2 separate regions of the Homo sapiens genome follow, and region 2 is linked to region 1. The links are chromatin loops, found by intact Hi-C in ENCODE. Cell type or tissue: endothelial cell of umbilical vein. All regions are shown on one strand.

The links. A loop is a pair of places that touch in the nucleus more often than their neighbours do. Peaks named below come from ENCODE experiments on the same cell type or tissue, not always from the same donor. Only the 100,000 strongest peaks of a DNase experiment are listed, where the experiment ranks them.
Region 2: it touches region 1 in a loop (6-fold over the local background); 12 of 110 quality-filtered maps call a loop at or near these places.

Annotation. Positions count from the first base shown.
Region 1 is chr2:237,056,786-237,064,785 of GRCh38, reverse strand. All of the region lies in intron 1 of COPS8-DT (COPS8 divergent transcript), which reads left to right. It overlaps LOC105373950 (a long non-coding RNA gene), which reads right to left. Exons shown (of 3, transcript XR_007088140.1): 1 at 1-8,000. Among named protein-coding and RNA genes, the nearest start is that of COPS8-DT, 25 kb to the left of the region's middle. RefSeq lists enhancers at 3,709-3,758, 5,296-5,405, 7,681-8,000. In endothelial cell of umbilical vein, a CTCF peak has its summit at 3,836 (motif pointing right); DNase peaks (open chromatin) are centred at 3,855 and 4,465; H3K27ac peaks cover 511 bases.
Region 2 is chr2:236,573,054-236,581,053 of GRCh38, reverse strand. ACKR3 (atypical chemokine receptor 3) reads right to left here. Exons shown (of 2, transcript NM_020311.3): 2 at 1-614. The coding sequence starts at 588. Among named protein-coding and RNA genes, the nearest start is that of ACKR3, 7.2 kb to the right of the region's middle. RefSeq lists enhancers at 464-1,116, 294-1,493. In endothelial cell of umbilical vein, a CTCF peak has its summit at 4,828; DNase peaks (open chromatin) are centred at 4,853 and 5,253; H3K4me3 peaks cover 305 bases; H3K27ac peaks cover 2,080 bases.

The DNA.
Region 1 (8,000 bases):
GCCCGGTAATCTAATCTGCTTTCTTTCTGTCAGTGGAGCTGGAAGGAACCGAGAGGCCGGTGAGACATTAGCCCGGCCTTGAAGACATCGGCTCCACCGAGCAGCAAGCAGGCCCCAGTGGTCTCTGCTCTGCCTGGAGGGGGACAAGGGTGGGGATGCATTTTGGGGCTGAAGCTTACACCCCAGTGCTTCCCTGAGAAGCCCCGATGCTATGGGCCAAGATAGGGTCCCGGCTGCAGGCAGGCTTCCTGCGTGGGCTCACGTGAAGTCACACAGCTGGTGTCTCGTTGTCCATTGTTGACCCAGTTTCCTCGAGGTTGGCTCCCTCTCAGACAGGCCCTCCGCCCGGTACTGCGGCAGCGATAGCCTCGCATCGTCTCAGGCTAGTCCAGCAGGAAGAAGGGAGACTCTCTTTTTGGGGAGTCCCAGCCCCGGCAGTGTCATGTGCCCACGTGGACCAATCACTGTGGAGACGGTAGTGAGATGCTCTGATTGGCTTAGACCCAGGTCATGTAATGGACCCTGCCCAGAGTCCCCGGACTTAGAGGCAGGGCGGAGTGCTTTCCCAACTTAAGTGTGGATGGAGTTACCAGGCGAATCCGTCGTAGGCGTCAAGATCAGCGGATGGCAACCAACATTTGTAGAGTGGTCACTGCCTGCAGTAGGGATAATGATGTCCAACCTCCAAGTTGTTGAGCGAGTTCAATGAATTAATACATGTAAAGTAGTTAGAACAGTGCCTGGTGCACAGCAAGCTCTCAGCAAATGTCCACTGTTTGCCAAGCAGCAGTCTCAGCTCCTCTTGCACCATATTACTTCATCCTTATGGCAGCCCCATCAAGTGAGTGCTGTTTTCTCCACTTTACAAATGAGGAAACCAAGGCTCAGAGGGGTTAGGTAACTTACCTGAGGTCACACAGCTAGTGAGAGATGGAGTCAAGATTTCAACCAGGACAGTTTGACCTCAGAGTGTGGGTGCTTAATTCTTCCACAATGCTACTGCAAGAGGGATGCCCGTTCTGTATACATGCCCGTTCTATATATTAGAGCCAATGGCAGTAGGCTGGAGGGAAGTGTATTTAAAGCACCCCATAATATAATAGTATAAATAGGATTCTCCCAGTGGTCAATTTTCATCCTGGTTTTAATTTGGAAACCCTTTAAAACTACATTAATGCTTTTCAGATACAATTCTGAAACATGAGGACTAGCAATACCTGTCATCCCAGCAGCCAGAAAGAGTTAATGTAGCTTCCAAGGCTTTGTAACTTACAACGAGGGAGGAACTTACATGCTGGGAAAGTGTAATTCAGTGAATAATGGGAATCTGGATTAATTCCCAAATAAAGTTGTTATCATAAGAATTTATGAAGAGGGAAAAAAGAAATTTAGCAGAATCTCCAGGGGCAGATATTAGACATGAAAATCAAACTTTGCAGTGCTTTAAATGTTATTTATCACGTCTTTTTCTTTTCTGTGTCCGGCATCTGGAGCCCCAGGCCTGTGATCATATTGTTTTAAATGGACAGGATCACAAGTGGCTGCTCTCACGTGGAAGTAAGGGCAGGGAAAGACAAATGAGGCACAGATGAGACACGAATGTGTTCTGTGTTTGTGAACACAGAACACAGGATGTAGGTGGTATGCCCAGCTCAAGTTCAGCACTGAAAACCCTTTTCTGGGAGCTTAACATCAGGATTTTTTCATTAAGTCAATCAGAGGATACTGGGAAGTTAAACAAAGTAGTCCTTTCCCCCCTTTATCTACTTGTATCCCAGGATCAGTGGGGCTTAACTGTGTGTGAATTGGGGTGATGAGGTGTCAGCTTTTGTTCATCCCCTGCAGGGGTCCTGGTCAACTTCTAGGAGAAACCTTCAGCCAAGGGACATGGGGAGCTGCTTCCCATCTAAACAGAAGCCAAGCCAAAACAACTGCCATTGTGAGCTCAGCCGGGGTCAGCGTGTGCCATGCTGTCATTGCGTGGGGTTTCAGGGAGGCCTCTAATGACACCAGTAATTCCTTCCAGCAGGTTGCAAATCCTGAGATTCCTTCAAAACTAGTCCATTGGAGGCCAGGCGTGGTGACTCATGCCTGTAATCCCAACACTTTGGGAGGCTGAGGTGGGTGGGTCACATGAGGCCAGGAGCTTGAGACCAGCCTCACCAACAAGGTGAAACCAGGTCTCTACTAAAAGTACAAAAATTAGTGGGACATGGTGGTGCACGTCTGTAATCCCAGGGAACCCAGGGAACTAAGTTCAGCCAGCAACCTAGCAGAGCAGGGACGGGCCTTCCCCAGAGCTCCAGGAATGGATGCAACTTGCCAATACTTAGATTTTAGTCCAAAGAGATCTGTACTGAACTACCGACCTGCAGAACAGATCACAAACTTAGGCTGTTTTAATCCACAACGTTTATGGCAATTAGTTACAGCAATCAAAGATTCACACTGGGGTACAGAGGAAAGCTGTGCCTGCCTCAAAGTGGCCCCATAGCCTGAGCCCTGTGGTGACAGGGCTTTGGGCAGAGCATGATGCAGCAGTTTTTGGGTGTGCCCAGGTTCCCAGGTATGATGCCCAGTGGGTGACAGGGCGTTTTGCCTACCTTGGTACGGAGCGCAGCCTGGCCACAGCAAGGACAGGTGCTCAACACCATGGGGTCCTCAGGAGTCTGCCCCGAGTGTTCTCCCAGAGGGCATCTGCAGCCATGGTGGAAGGGGGTGCAGCCCTCCTCAGCTCTGTGACCAGCAGGTGGTAACAAAGAGAGCTCAAGAAAAGATGCTCAGAGATGCACAAATCTAACTGTGGGCCTTGGCAGGGCAGCTTCGCTGCTGCTTTACATGGAAGGAGTTAGAAGCTAGTAGAACTTGAATATCTACAGCAAGCTGATCATGTTAGGGAAATTCAAGATAAACAAGCACATTTTCAACCTCTGTGAGCCTTGGTATCCTCATCTGTACAATGGGAAAAATAATAGTTCCCAAAGAGTTATTATGAGAATGAATTAAACACCATGAGCCCAGGTGCCTGCCTATACCCGGTGCATGGAGCCACTTTGTTCCGGTTCCTTCCTCCATCTCCCCATCTTGTCTCTGACTGTGGTTTATTCTGGGATGACACCCCGGCTGTACCTGTTTGCTTCAGACCTTGGCAGGGCTTATCATGGCACTTCACGAGGCACCTTTGTTTGTCCAATGTGGAGCTATGCCAGCATCTGCAGTTGCCTTGGCTGAGATGCCTCCACTGCTCCCGGGTGCAGGATGGGTCCTCATGTGGAGGGATGCGGAGTTTCCTGGTGGGTGGGGCAGCGCTTTCCGTGCTCCAGGTGTTTGTGGTTGAAGTCGACTGTGATTATAGACTAGGGGTGGTGGGCTGCTGGGAGGGTTCCTGTTCTGGGGATTGCCCAGACCCACTACGTTACGCCGAAAAAATCCCAGCAAGTTGCTGAAGGGGGGTGTAGGAGTGAGGAGAGAGAGATTTTGAGCAAAATGGGCATGTGGAGGGACTGTGTGTGTGGGCGCTGTGTAGGGCAATGGTCCCCCGGGGGTGGCCCCAGACAGACCGTGTGGGTGGCACATCAGCTGTAATGGGACACCTGGGCCTTGGGCTCAGGCTAGCAACTTAATGTTCAGTCTTAATTCCAGAAAGTGGGACGAGCCTACTGGGGCAAGCCTGAGATGGGTCTGAGCCCTCGAGTGGGAAGGGTCTGGTAGGGTGGGAAGAAGGCAGGATGGGCTTGGGAGGAGAGGCCAGCCCGAGTGTGATAACCAGGTTTCAGCAAGCACGGGGACCCTGACATTGTGTTCTTGGGAAATGCAAAAGGCAGACCACAAGGTGGTGCTCACTACAAAAGAATTCCAGGACCAGGCAAAACCCGGAGAGTGCCAGCTTTTTATTCACCCCGGATTTTCGAAAACAGCAATATGGACAAAAGATATTTGAGGCTCTCCTGGGCATGCTTTCCCTTTTCTTCTTTTATGTTGTTTTTCTAGTTTGTTTCAGGCAATCTCGCCCTGCATTATTGGAAAGTCTTGTTCAGAACAGTTGGTGTCTTCACAGTGACCGCAAGCACTAATGAATACACACACACACATACACACACCCTGCGATAGGTGGCTTTCTAGATCGATACCCCCACCCCAGGGCACTGAGAGGGGTAAAGTCAGAGCCGGGCAGGGTGTCCTTCAGGATGTGACCCTGTGATTTTGTCCTCTTCCTGAAATTCTCAGGATAGGGAGGATTTCAGTTTGATGCAAATACTCTATTTCTATAACACATATTTTTGCTTTTTTGTACCACACAATCCTCCATCGTCTCTCACTTTCCCCACACACCATTACATGTGTCATTAACTCTCAAGGTCCTGCCAAGACAAGCAGCTCCCCTTCAGCTGTTGAGAGCGATATGGGACTCACCCTGCCCAGCGCATTGCCGTGAGGTGAAGCCCGGGGGACGGGGGCAGAGGTGTGCTGGGAAGGAGCCCAGACCTTGTTAACTTTGCATACAAGAGTGTTTTGTATCCATGTGGAAACTCACATAAGCAGCAACTTATCATAGTTTTTTCCTTCTTATGTCTCTTGGTGTATTGTATATGTGTGAATGTGTGTAAATAAAATGTTAATTTCAGTGCAGTCTGAGATACCCTCACTGAATCCTACCCACCTCTCCCAGCCAGGCTGATTCAAGGGGGCCCTGCCCCGCATCCTTCCTGCTCTACCGGCCATCGCGACGCCACCTTCCATGAGCTCCATTTCCAGGACTGGCCCATCTGGGCATCACAGTCCCAACCACAATGCGTGTTTGGTCCTTGGGGCTTCCTGGATAACTTGGAGCTTTGTGAGAACTCCAAAAGGATTTCTTCTGAAGAACCAAACCCATGTTTCATAGGCGACACGCAGTTTGCTCCTTTCAACATGCACACAAAACACACATGCATGAAACAGCAAATGAGAGCAGCCTCGGCATGATCTGAGAGTCTGCCAGTCCCTTCCTCACCAGAGCAGGGCTCAGAACCATACTCCTCACATCCTCGGATTCTGGGGTGCAGCCCTCAGGGACAGCTTGGGGCTGAGGCCAGAACACAGTTGGCAGGGCCCAGAGCTTCTCCCCTGACCCCACCTAGCACGTGGCTCAGAGCCAGTGGGGCTGGCCAAGGGTTGCTTTTCCAGTATGGTTTGCTCATTTTCTTTTGCTGCTCTTGTTCTCGCTCTCACCTGTACTCTCTGCTCTGTCCCTGCTCCTCAAGGGTTTCAAGATCAAGATGCTTATTGTCGAGAACTGTCTTCCTTTCAAAAATGGCTTACAGTTCTGGCCTCCAAATGCAGGATTTTAGCTACACTGCCACATCATTCAACATTTAAAAAACAAAACAAAAATAGTTCACATTATTATAATTTTTCCATTTGCTAATGGGCAAATGAGGAGGGTCGAAAGTGCAACTGCCTGCAGAACACCTTGACAAAATCTGCAGAGAAAAGGTTTCATTTCTGTTTTTAGTCAGGAACTAGAAAATGCTGTGCCTCATGACTCCTGTAGACGCTCCTTCACCACTGAGCTGGGCTTCGCTTTATAGTGGGCTCATGGGTTCCATTTAAAATATTAACCCTCAGCAGAAACTCAAATTTCAGGTGGATTTAGAGTTTCCTACGGCTGTTGCTTCACATGTCATCTGGAGAAGGCCCCCTGTGCAGTCTTTGCAACTTTCCACAGATAAAGGTGAAAATAATGCAAGAGGAAAACAGATGACGGCCTTTCCCTAAGGCAGAAACTGGGAAGAAGGGAAGCCTGAGAGGAGCAAAAGGACCTGATGCCATGAGTGGCCTCAGTGTGAAATGCGGAGGGCCTCAGTTTGTGTCCCAGCACAGAGACTCTCTACACAAGGTTTTGTTCTTGTTTGTGTTTTTAACTTTTCTCCCATCCCCTGACGGAGACACCTGTGCCTGAGCTCCAGGGGAACTCGGCAGCGCCCATGCTCCATTCCTTGGATGCTTCTGTGAGTTGAGCAGAAAGACTTTCTTCTCATTTCTATCAATCACCTTTCTTTGCTCTCAGCCCACTCACTTCCCCATCTTCTACACCTCACGGAAGCAGGAAGGAGGGGCTGCCGAGGACCCCAGGAATGCGGCCCCAGGAGTCACCATGCAGATGAAGAAGGGAGGCGCCCTCATATTCGGGCAGCCTGGGAACTGGGATGTGTTCCATGCAGTGACAGCTCCCAGCGCTCTGAAGCCATGACAGCGGAGGAGGCAAGGCAAGACCCCTCCTGCAGAACAGCCACCTGCAGGGGAGATCTGGCGAGGAGTAAGAATCGGGTAGATTTACGCCAGGTCCCCTAAGAGCGGTGCAAAGAAATGGATCAAATAGGCAAGCATTTCATCAGGGAAAATGCCTAAGAGAAATGCGGGGGGAAGCTGGGTGCAACTGGAATAGCCTTCAGACTGTGGTGTGAGTCTGACCCCAGTGAAGGAAAGAGGAGGGATGGCTGCGAGGAGGTGGCCCCAGGAAAGTTCTGCAAAGCCACCGGGCATCCTCAACCCTGAACCAGAGGACTCAGCCCAACCTCTCCCCAGAGTGGACCTGCACTGCCTTGCTCAGACACTGGCTGGGAGCAGCCTGTGAGAAATGTGGCTGCATGCAAATATTTAACCGTCAACAAGCCACAGCTGAGGAAACATGGCCACACAACCGTATTAGTCCATTCTCGCACTGTTACAAAAAATACCTGAGACTGGGTAATGTATGAAGGAAAGAGGTTGAATTGGCTCACAGTTCCACAGGCTGTACAGGAAGCGTGGCAACATCTACTTCTGGGGTGACCTGTGGGAGTTTTTACTCATGGTGGGGGCAATGAGGGAGCAGGCATTTCACCTGGCAGGAGCAGGAGGAAGAGAGAGGGGGGAGGTACCACACTTTTTTTTTTTTTTGAAAAGAAGACTTGCTCTTTCGCCCAGGCTGGAGTGCAGTGGCATGATCTCACCTCACTGCAACCATTGCCTTCTGGATTCAAGCGATTCTCCTGCCTCAGCCTTCCGAGTAGCTGGGATTACAGGCACGTGCCACTAAGCCCGGCTAATTCTTTTATTTTTAATAGAGATGGGGTTTCATCATGTTGGCTAGGCTGGTTTCAAACTCCTGACCACAAGTGATCCACCCACCTCGGCCTCCCAAAGTGTTGGGATTACAGGTGTGAGCCACTGCTCCCAGCCTGCACACTTTTATACAACCAGATCTTGTGAAAACTCTTGTCACTATACAGTACCAAGGGGAGATGGTGGTAAACCATTCATGAGAACTCTGCCTCCATGATCCAGTCATCTCCCCCAGGTCCTCCCTGACACTGGGGATTACAATTCAACATGAGATTTGGGAAGGGACACGAGGCAAATCATATCAACAACCATTTGGAAAGTCATATGCAATGGGAGAGAGAAATCATGGGAAATAATATAAAATGAATTCTTTTCAGCAACGAAATCTGCTGACATCAAGATAAATACATATATACATGCATATATACACACACGCATATATTTAATATGAAGTCTGCTTCAAACTCAAACAATAGAGAGATGGATTTATGCATATCTGAAAATGAGCACTATACCTCTATTAAATAGGTAATATTGAAAAATACCCGATGGCATAGAATAATGTTCTGAAATGAAAATAACGGGTGAAAAGCAGTAAATACAAAGTAAAATGTCATGTTTCATAAAACTTCTTACCAGTGGTTCTCTCTGTGTGATGGGATTACAGATGATTTTTGTTTTTTACTATTTTCTTACAAAAAGATCACATGTCGTTTTGTACCTTCAAGAGATTTTAAGAGCACCATCGCATGCGTCTGGCTCTCCTAGTATGTCAAGGTGCCTGCCTCTCATCTGTGGGGTTGCAGGTCGGCACCGCTGGGGGAGTGGAGAGTCTGTGCTCCTTCTGTACGCTGCTGCCTCTGCTGCAATGAAGTTTATGAGGGAGCCTCCAGCCACTGGGGACTGGGGTCTTA
Region 2 (8,000 bases), 480 kb after region 1:
GCAGTAGGTCTCATTGTTGGACGCAGACGTGACGGTCTTCAGGTAGTAGGTGTCAGGCAGAGACACGCAGAAGGCCAGCAGCCACACCAGGATGCAGACGACACGGCGTACCATCTTCTTCCTGCTGCTGGGGGTGTTGGTGAAGTAGGTGATGGAGAGGTAGCGGTCCACGCTCATGCACGTGAGGAAGAAAATGCTGCCGAAGAGGTTGATGGAGAAGATGAGGTGTGTGACTTTGCACGTGAGCTCGCCCATGGGCCACTGGTTGTGCTGCACGAGACTGACCACCCAGACTGGGATGGTGAGGACAACCCACAGGTCGGCAATGGCCAGGTTCAAGATGTAGCAGTGCGTGTCATAGCCTGTGGTCTTGGCCTGGATATTCACCCAGACCACCACGGAGTTGGCAATCATGCCGATGACGAAGATGAAAATGTAAATGAAGGAGAGCGTGTAGAGCAGGACGCTTTTGTTGGGCATGTTGGGACACATCACCGTGTCCACCACGATGCAGTCGCTGCTGTTGCATGGCCAGCTGATGTCCGAGAAGTTCCCTGGCTCTGAGTAGTCGAAGAGATGCAGATCCATCGTTCTGAGGCGGGCAATCAAATGACCTATGAGAAAACCAAGCAAACAAAAAAGATGGAAGAGGAAAGTCACTTCATTAGGAAAAACTCAAGTTTCAGGCAAAAATGCTTTTCCAAGGCCCTGATAGGCTCAGCTGTTTGGGTTTAGCTCTGTAATGTCTTTGCAAAGAAGGGAGAAAAAAAATTCATAATAAAACTCTCCAAAACAAAATAAATCATACTCTGAATCTAAATCCATGTGGTGCTCCAAGACAGAAACTGTGTTTGCTTTCTCCATCTTTTCATGGCTGTGTTCTCAAGACACCGCCAGCATGGCTGTGCCCAGTGTGTGAAATCAACACAGTACAGGGGCCAAAGAAACGTCAGGCAGCTGAGCCCCGGCCACCGCGATGCTGATGGCCTGCTCACTCTCAGCAGGGGACAGTGGAGCCATTTTATCTAGGTCCCCAAAGAATGGCAGGGTTGTCCTCTCCTGGCACTGCTGTATTACAAGTGTCCTGCTTTGGTGTCTTAATGAAAGCATTTCAAATCCTCCTCCAAATTTGCATTTATAATGTGACTCAGCACTTTTTACTTGTCTGCTAAATTCACATATAAACCTGGGTCTCAGGCGGCCCCAGTGTGCAGTCATAAAGCCTCTGGAAACACAGTGAGCCTACGCAGGGTGCCCCACAGCTTAACTGCGCCCCAAACCTGAAGACTCTGGGTTGGCCGTGTGGTTTTCAACGAAGGGCAACCAACCAGCTGTCTCAAGCTTTGGGTCAGCACCTGTTTTTCCATTCCTTTATTTGTTCAACTGCTTCAACAGCAAGGTGTGCCAAGACTCAAAACACAAAAATCACCACCTGCTGCATTTCAGGAGGGCTGACCATTTTCCCAACTGTTTTCCCTGCTGACCTGAGGTGAGACCAACACTCCATCACCATTTCACTCCCAGCCAGAATTCAGCCACGGGGTACCATTGTTATCTGGCACTGATTTCTTCAGATAGACTGACAGGGGCTGTCTTCTACTGTCAGTCCGCCCATGGGAAGGCCCTGAAATCCCTCCAGGCCACAGTCCTGGGTCAGCAATTAGCCCTGCCTGAACCCCACTGTAAAATGAAAACCTCAGCCCAAGGATGCACTGTTGACAGTGACATAGTCAGGTGGTTGCCCTTCCCCCTCACCTGTCCCAGGTAATGACTGGCCTAGAGTCAAGACATTATTTACCGAGTTCATTTAAAGTGGATTCCAGGTTACATATGAGAATTTCCTGGAGGATCAAGGACAAGGGTCAGGGGATCAGGGTCCGGGTGGCTACGCTAGCGGTATGCAAAGCCACAGCTGGGAAGCCGCCCACTCCGAGATCAGACATTCCTGGGTTGGGATTCTGGCTCCTCTATTCATTAGCATTTACCTTGAGAGTTAATCTGTCTGCATCTACCTCCCCAGGACAGCAGCACCTATCTCACAGATACCCTAAGAAGAAAGAAGAAAGGGCCTAATTGAGAGCTTGGCCCTAGCCGATGCTCAATAAAACGTCACCCCCTTCTCCCTCCCTGGCCAGGAAGAAAGAACCCTGGGGATTCTCCCACCTAAGGGAGCGGTTTTTCCCTTCAGCAAAAAGCAGAACCTTGTTTAATTCTATTCCCCTGGAAACCTGGCTCTCACTGGCTGAGTAGTAAATGCCCCCGGGGGAGCTCGCACAGAGACTGGGTTGTTTGATGGGCTTCTCCTTTGGGACAACTTGAACAGAATCCCTGAAAAGTGAGAAATTTCGCGGCCTCGGCTCCACAGCCTCCACATTCACAGCAGAGGACCTGGCGTGAACCCCACTTAGCGGAGACTGTTGCGGGCTTCTGGGCACTTCCCTCTGCGGGATGTAAATGACTGTGGGGTCCCCTCCTCGTGACCTAACCTGACTCAGTGTCCTCCACGGCTGACAGAAAGGGCTGGGCCTCCCAAGACAGCCGCATCCCCTCCACACTCTGAAAGCCTTCCATGGAGGGAACCACGCTGGTCCTGCAGCGGGAGGCCTGGCCGTCCTCAGAGTCACCCACTAGGAGGAATCAAGCCCTGTGACCACGGACTTATGACAAGCCCTGATGCCCAAGCATGGGAGGCTGCCCATGGAGGTGAGCCAGGTCAAGGTCAGGACAGAAACTCAAAGCAGGAGGCTTGGCACACTTGTCCTAAGACGCAGCTCTAGAACTCCAAAAGGACGTAGGCCCAGCAGGGAGCTGAGGACACCCTGTCCTGCCAGACTGCCTCCAGGGTGGACGGGCAACCCCAGGCCGTGCCTTGAAGCTACTATCGCCATCTTTCCTTGGCCACCAAATGACCCAGAGCTGACGTTCCACTCTCCACCCCGTGATGCCAGGAGACAAGGATTTCACCTTTGCTCTCCCCACATGGCTCTACTGCAACAATCCTTGTTCCTTTCTCCCATTTCCTTAAAACGAAACACATTTGCATCATGGCTTGGTTTCCAAAACACTTTCCCCCATGATCTCATCTGACCCCAGAGTCCCGGGGAGCAGAGGAGCTTGAATGGAGGACCGCCCCACAGCTGGGCAGCAGCAGGGACAGCAGCTGGGTCCAGAGGGAGCTCGGCTGGCGCCTGGCTTGGGCTCCCTGCTCTGTCCCCACTGGCACAGCCACACAGCAGAAGCTGCCATAAATCCTGGGGTTTGGGCCATTCACAGGGGCTAGAAAGAAATGACCCTCAGTCTTTGTTCGCCCGAACTTGGATCCCGAATCCGCCCCACCTCTCTCCCCCACCATGGTGACATTCCTCTGGCTCAGGTCTTACTTGCCCTCCAGTGTAGAGACATGTCAGATGCCGGCTGGCCAGGCGCCTGGCCACTGCTCAGCATGGACAGGCCCCAGCAGGAGGCAGGGTCACTCAGTGAGAAGACGCCTGGTTCCCACATCTCGAGTGTGTCCTTCCTTCCAGTTCCTCCACTCTTAGCACAAAATAGACACTCACCCGCTTTGAGCTACCAGCAGCCTTCAGTATTCTCAGAGCCCAGAGTGGGACTGAGAGGTGGAAAAGGGCTCAGGGACCCCCATCCAGCCCTTGGCTTTCTACCTTTGCCTCTTTGGGTGACGAAAATTTGATTTAGGGACCATTGGTCCTCTGAGTCAAAAACAGTATTTCTGAGATAGGCACTTCCCCGCTCAGCCGTCCTCGCCTCTGTCCTTGCTTCTCCCCTCCCGGGTGGCACAGTGGGAAACTTCCAACAAGGGCATGGCTGTTGCTGCCCAAGGGCTGAATGAGAGAGCGGAGGCTGGAGCTCCTCACTGCCCCACCGATCACCGGCCACCTATCATCACTCACCGATCACCGATCCTCAATCATTAACCACCAGTCAGCCCAAGGAACAGCAGCCCACACTGGGGCTGGCCAGGAAACAAAGCCAGAGGCCCACACCCTGACCACCTGCTTTCCTCTCGGGGCCTGGACGGGCCTCTCCCTTCCCACCACCAAAGGTTCCAGGGGTCAGATAGGAAGGAAAGTACAGTGAAAAGGGAGATTAAGCAGACAGTGCAGTCATCAAGTCCTCTGCAAATTCAAATGGGAGCTAAAGAAAACAAAAAACAGAAAAACAAAAATGTCATACTATAGCTTACCCTTTTGTCATTTCGGTATTTTTCATGCATTAGGTTTCAGAAACAAGAGCTGTCTCCAGCAAACAGATTATTATTTGACAAAGACAATCCCCTTATTCAAAATAGGGAACTGCCGTGTAACATGGAAGGTGGCCTGCGACAAAGGCTCTGGCCGCCCCAGCCTGCGTGCAGGACGTTTAGGGTGGGCAGGGCCCACTTTCATTGACCACCATTCACTGATGGTTGTGCGTCCACTATTGGAGCAAAGAATCTTCCTAAATTACCTGCTTAGATCTTAATAAGTGACACTCTCAGAATCCCTGATAGGAACAAAAGCTTCATAGAGCAAACTATGAAATGTGTACCCAGGGCCCCTGGTTCTCAAAAGCCTGGTGACAAAGCTCCCTGCAAAATCTGAAAGTGGAGAGAGGGAGGGAGGCCTCTAATGAACCCCCAGCGGGCCCTGCACAGAAATCACAGGTCCCCTCAAGCAAAAGCAGGGGATTACCTCATCCCATACAGAAAGAGCTGACTGCATTCCGCACAGATCTGGATGGGCCAGCCCTCGGGTCCTTGTATACATTCTTAATGCCTCTCAGCCTGTGCGGGGTCTGTTTACGCTGGGAAGTTGGGAAGGCCGATAGCCACAGGGCCTGAAGGAGACATCCACTTAGACCAGTCACCCTCTGCTGGAATCAACCAGCAATTCCATTCCCGCTTGAGGCCAGGGTCTAAGAAACATGTCTGGGTGTGAATCAAACCTGCCCACTGCCTGCGTCTCTAGGGCCTCAGTGCCCATGCCAGGGCAGGCAGGGGAATGAGACCCACTTCTGACACTTAGGTTCTAAGGTTTCTGCATAAAAGATTCCAGGGGGAAGGAAGGGGAGGGGGTGCAGAACAAAAGACGTTTCTTTCCAGTTCTATGATGATACAAATTCATACGTTTCTCTCCTCAAAATATTCATGTGTCTCCAAATGTACACAAGATGTTTTTTAAAGCAGTATTTATTTACGAGCAAACACTGGAGACAACGTAAATGTCTTTCAACAAAGGCACGACTCAGTAAAGCCTGGTGTCTCCGCCATCTGGAATATAATACAGCTGTGAGAGGGAGGCCTCCCTTCATGCACAGGGAGAGTTACGACATGCTGTTCAGTGAAAGACAATACGCAGACACACGCACACACAGCACAACCCCAGAAACGCACACACAGCACAACCCCAGACACGCACACACAGCACAACCCCAGACACACACACACACAGAGCACAACCCCAGACACACGCACACACAGCACAACCCCAGACACACACACACACACAGCACAACCCCAGACACACGCACACACAGCACAACCCCAGACACACACACACACAGCACAACCCCAGACACACGCACACACAGCACAACCCCAGACACACGCACACACAGCACAACCCCAGACACACACACACACACAGCACAACCCCAGACACACGCACACACAGCACAACCCCAGCTATGCAGAAAGAAACACAAAAATTACATTTGTGTATTTTTATATGTAAATACATGTGCACGAAGGCATAGAAAAAGACCTGCAGTAAGTATAAAACTTGGGGCTGGGAAGGTAGGAGGAGGGAACAAAAGGAGACTTGTAGTTTTTACTCTATAAACTTCTGTGTTATTTGAAATTTGACATCAAGAATTATGTAAATTTTCATAGAGGGAGGAATGGTCCACAGAACAATCGAGGTTCATGTTGCATTTTCCTGGACCACAGAGACCCAAGGGAGAACAAAAAGCAGTGAACGTCAGCTTTCATTCCCTTTTTCCCAGCGCTTGCTCTGTTTTATCTCATTCATTCCTTCGTACAGGGGTCACCTTTTTAGCGGCCCTGTCGCACGTTGCAGTGACAGGGAGAGAACTTTCCCGTGGCCGGCGGTGGGCAAGCACCTGTCCAGCCCTCCATCCCTGCCAGCCTATGGCCTGCAAAGGGACTCCTCTGTCACTCACAGCCCAGATGGTACTGGGGCTCCTCTTGTCAATTGCAGGACTTTCTCGGAGATGCACCTCTCGTTTCTGGGATGTTTTATTCATCAACCAAGTATCCTTGACAACGACCGTGCTGCAGCAAGCAGCCTGGGGTATTTAGCCACATCCAAATGGTCTCCCTGAGCTCACTCTGCAAGCTGAGGGTGAAGCCGGAATTACAGGTACTCAGGTTTAGAGCCTTCATGGGTGGTGGCTGAGTATGCAATCAGCATGTCCTCACGCTGGTTAGTTCCTTCCAGAGAATGCCACGTGTTCAGGCACCTGGCCAGTGTCCCTCCAAACTCCCTTCCACATGTTTGCAGTCTCCAACCACAGACTCTTCCCAACTGATGCCCTCTGCCCTTCTGATTCTCCCACCTTCTCCTGGCCCCACACTGCACATCTCTATTCTGGAATGGCTTTTGTACCATCACGTTGTTCAGGTTTCTTGCCCCTCCACCTCATTCCTACCAGGCCCCGCACCCCCCACCAAGTCTTCTGTAACTTTGTGTAGCTACAGCTATACAGCTATACAGCTACAGCTGCACATAGTAGGTACTCAATGAGCCAGCAGTTAATCGTGCCCCACCAAGACCAGCGACTGTGGCCAGCAGCGGAGACGGGCGTCCAGGAGAGACTTTTCTGAAATCGTCACCGAGCTGGTGTTGACGGACTGAGCCTCTTGTTCCAGGAGGCACTGCTCTGGGGCACGTGAGGACAACAAATCAGAAACATCTCCCCCCAACCCCCGAGACCCCGCCGGCTAATTGGGAAGGCACGCAGGCCCATCACCCCCCAGGCATGAGCAAGGTGGTGCATGCCCCTTCAGCAGGAAAATGAGGGGTTTCTACTCTGGTGGCTTATGGGGGACTTCAAGGAGGTAGGGGTGATCAAGGATGTTCCAGGAAGGCACAGCCATGGGTAGAGTCACCCAGCCTGGCTGAGGCAAGGACTCTCCACGAAGAGCAAATGGAGGTAAGAGTTGGGCCTTAAAGGGTGGGCAAGGAATATGACCAGGGCTTGTCCATGCAGGAGCCAGGACAGTCTAGAGCAAGGCCATGGCTTTGGAGCAGAGGAGGCTTTGAGAATGGAAGTGATACGAACCCCACAGGCAGCTTTGCAGTGGGGTGGTCTGGTAGCTGGGTGCAGACCAGGCTGCTACACACACATCACTCCTCTACAGTGGTATAGATAAGATAACTCAGGCCAGGCCTGGGGCCCCGGGACCAGCTCCGAAAAGGGGGACCCTCTGGCCATCTGGGCCCTGCAGGACTTCTGCCTCCTTCACTGGCTTTCTGCAGTGTGAGACCTGTGTCCTACAAGGGAATTTCATGAAGAAACTTGGTATTGTCCCAGACAAGAGCTGGGACAGTGGCCCTCACTGTTTGCACACCTGGAAACTGAGGCCAGGCCGGGTGAAGAGACTGGGTTATGGTGCGCTTGTGGCTAAGAACAGAGTTCTCTTCCCCTTTCCAACATCTCCAGGGACTCTCCAGCGGGAATCATGCTACAAAAGCAAACGCTCTGGTCTCCTTGAGCAGATAACACCTCTTCCACCAGGCCAGCCCCGCTTACGCTGAGCCTGCAAGTTAGATCAGGAGAATCCACACTACCTCTGAAGAACCATTAGGCAACTGCGCATCATTGAGTGGGGTGTGTGTGTGTGTGCATGTGTGTGTGTCTGTGTGTCTGTGTGTTTTTAACCAATGCTACATCGAATCTATGGGGAAACCAACCAAGTAACCTAGGGGAGCTTTGGCCCAGGCAGACTCTCTGTGACTATCTGCTAGGGCTGATAGCAGAAT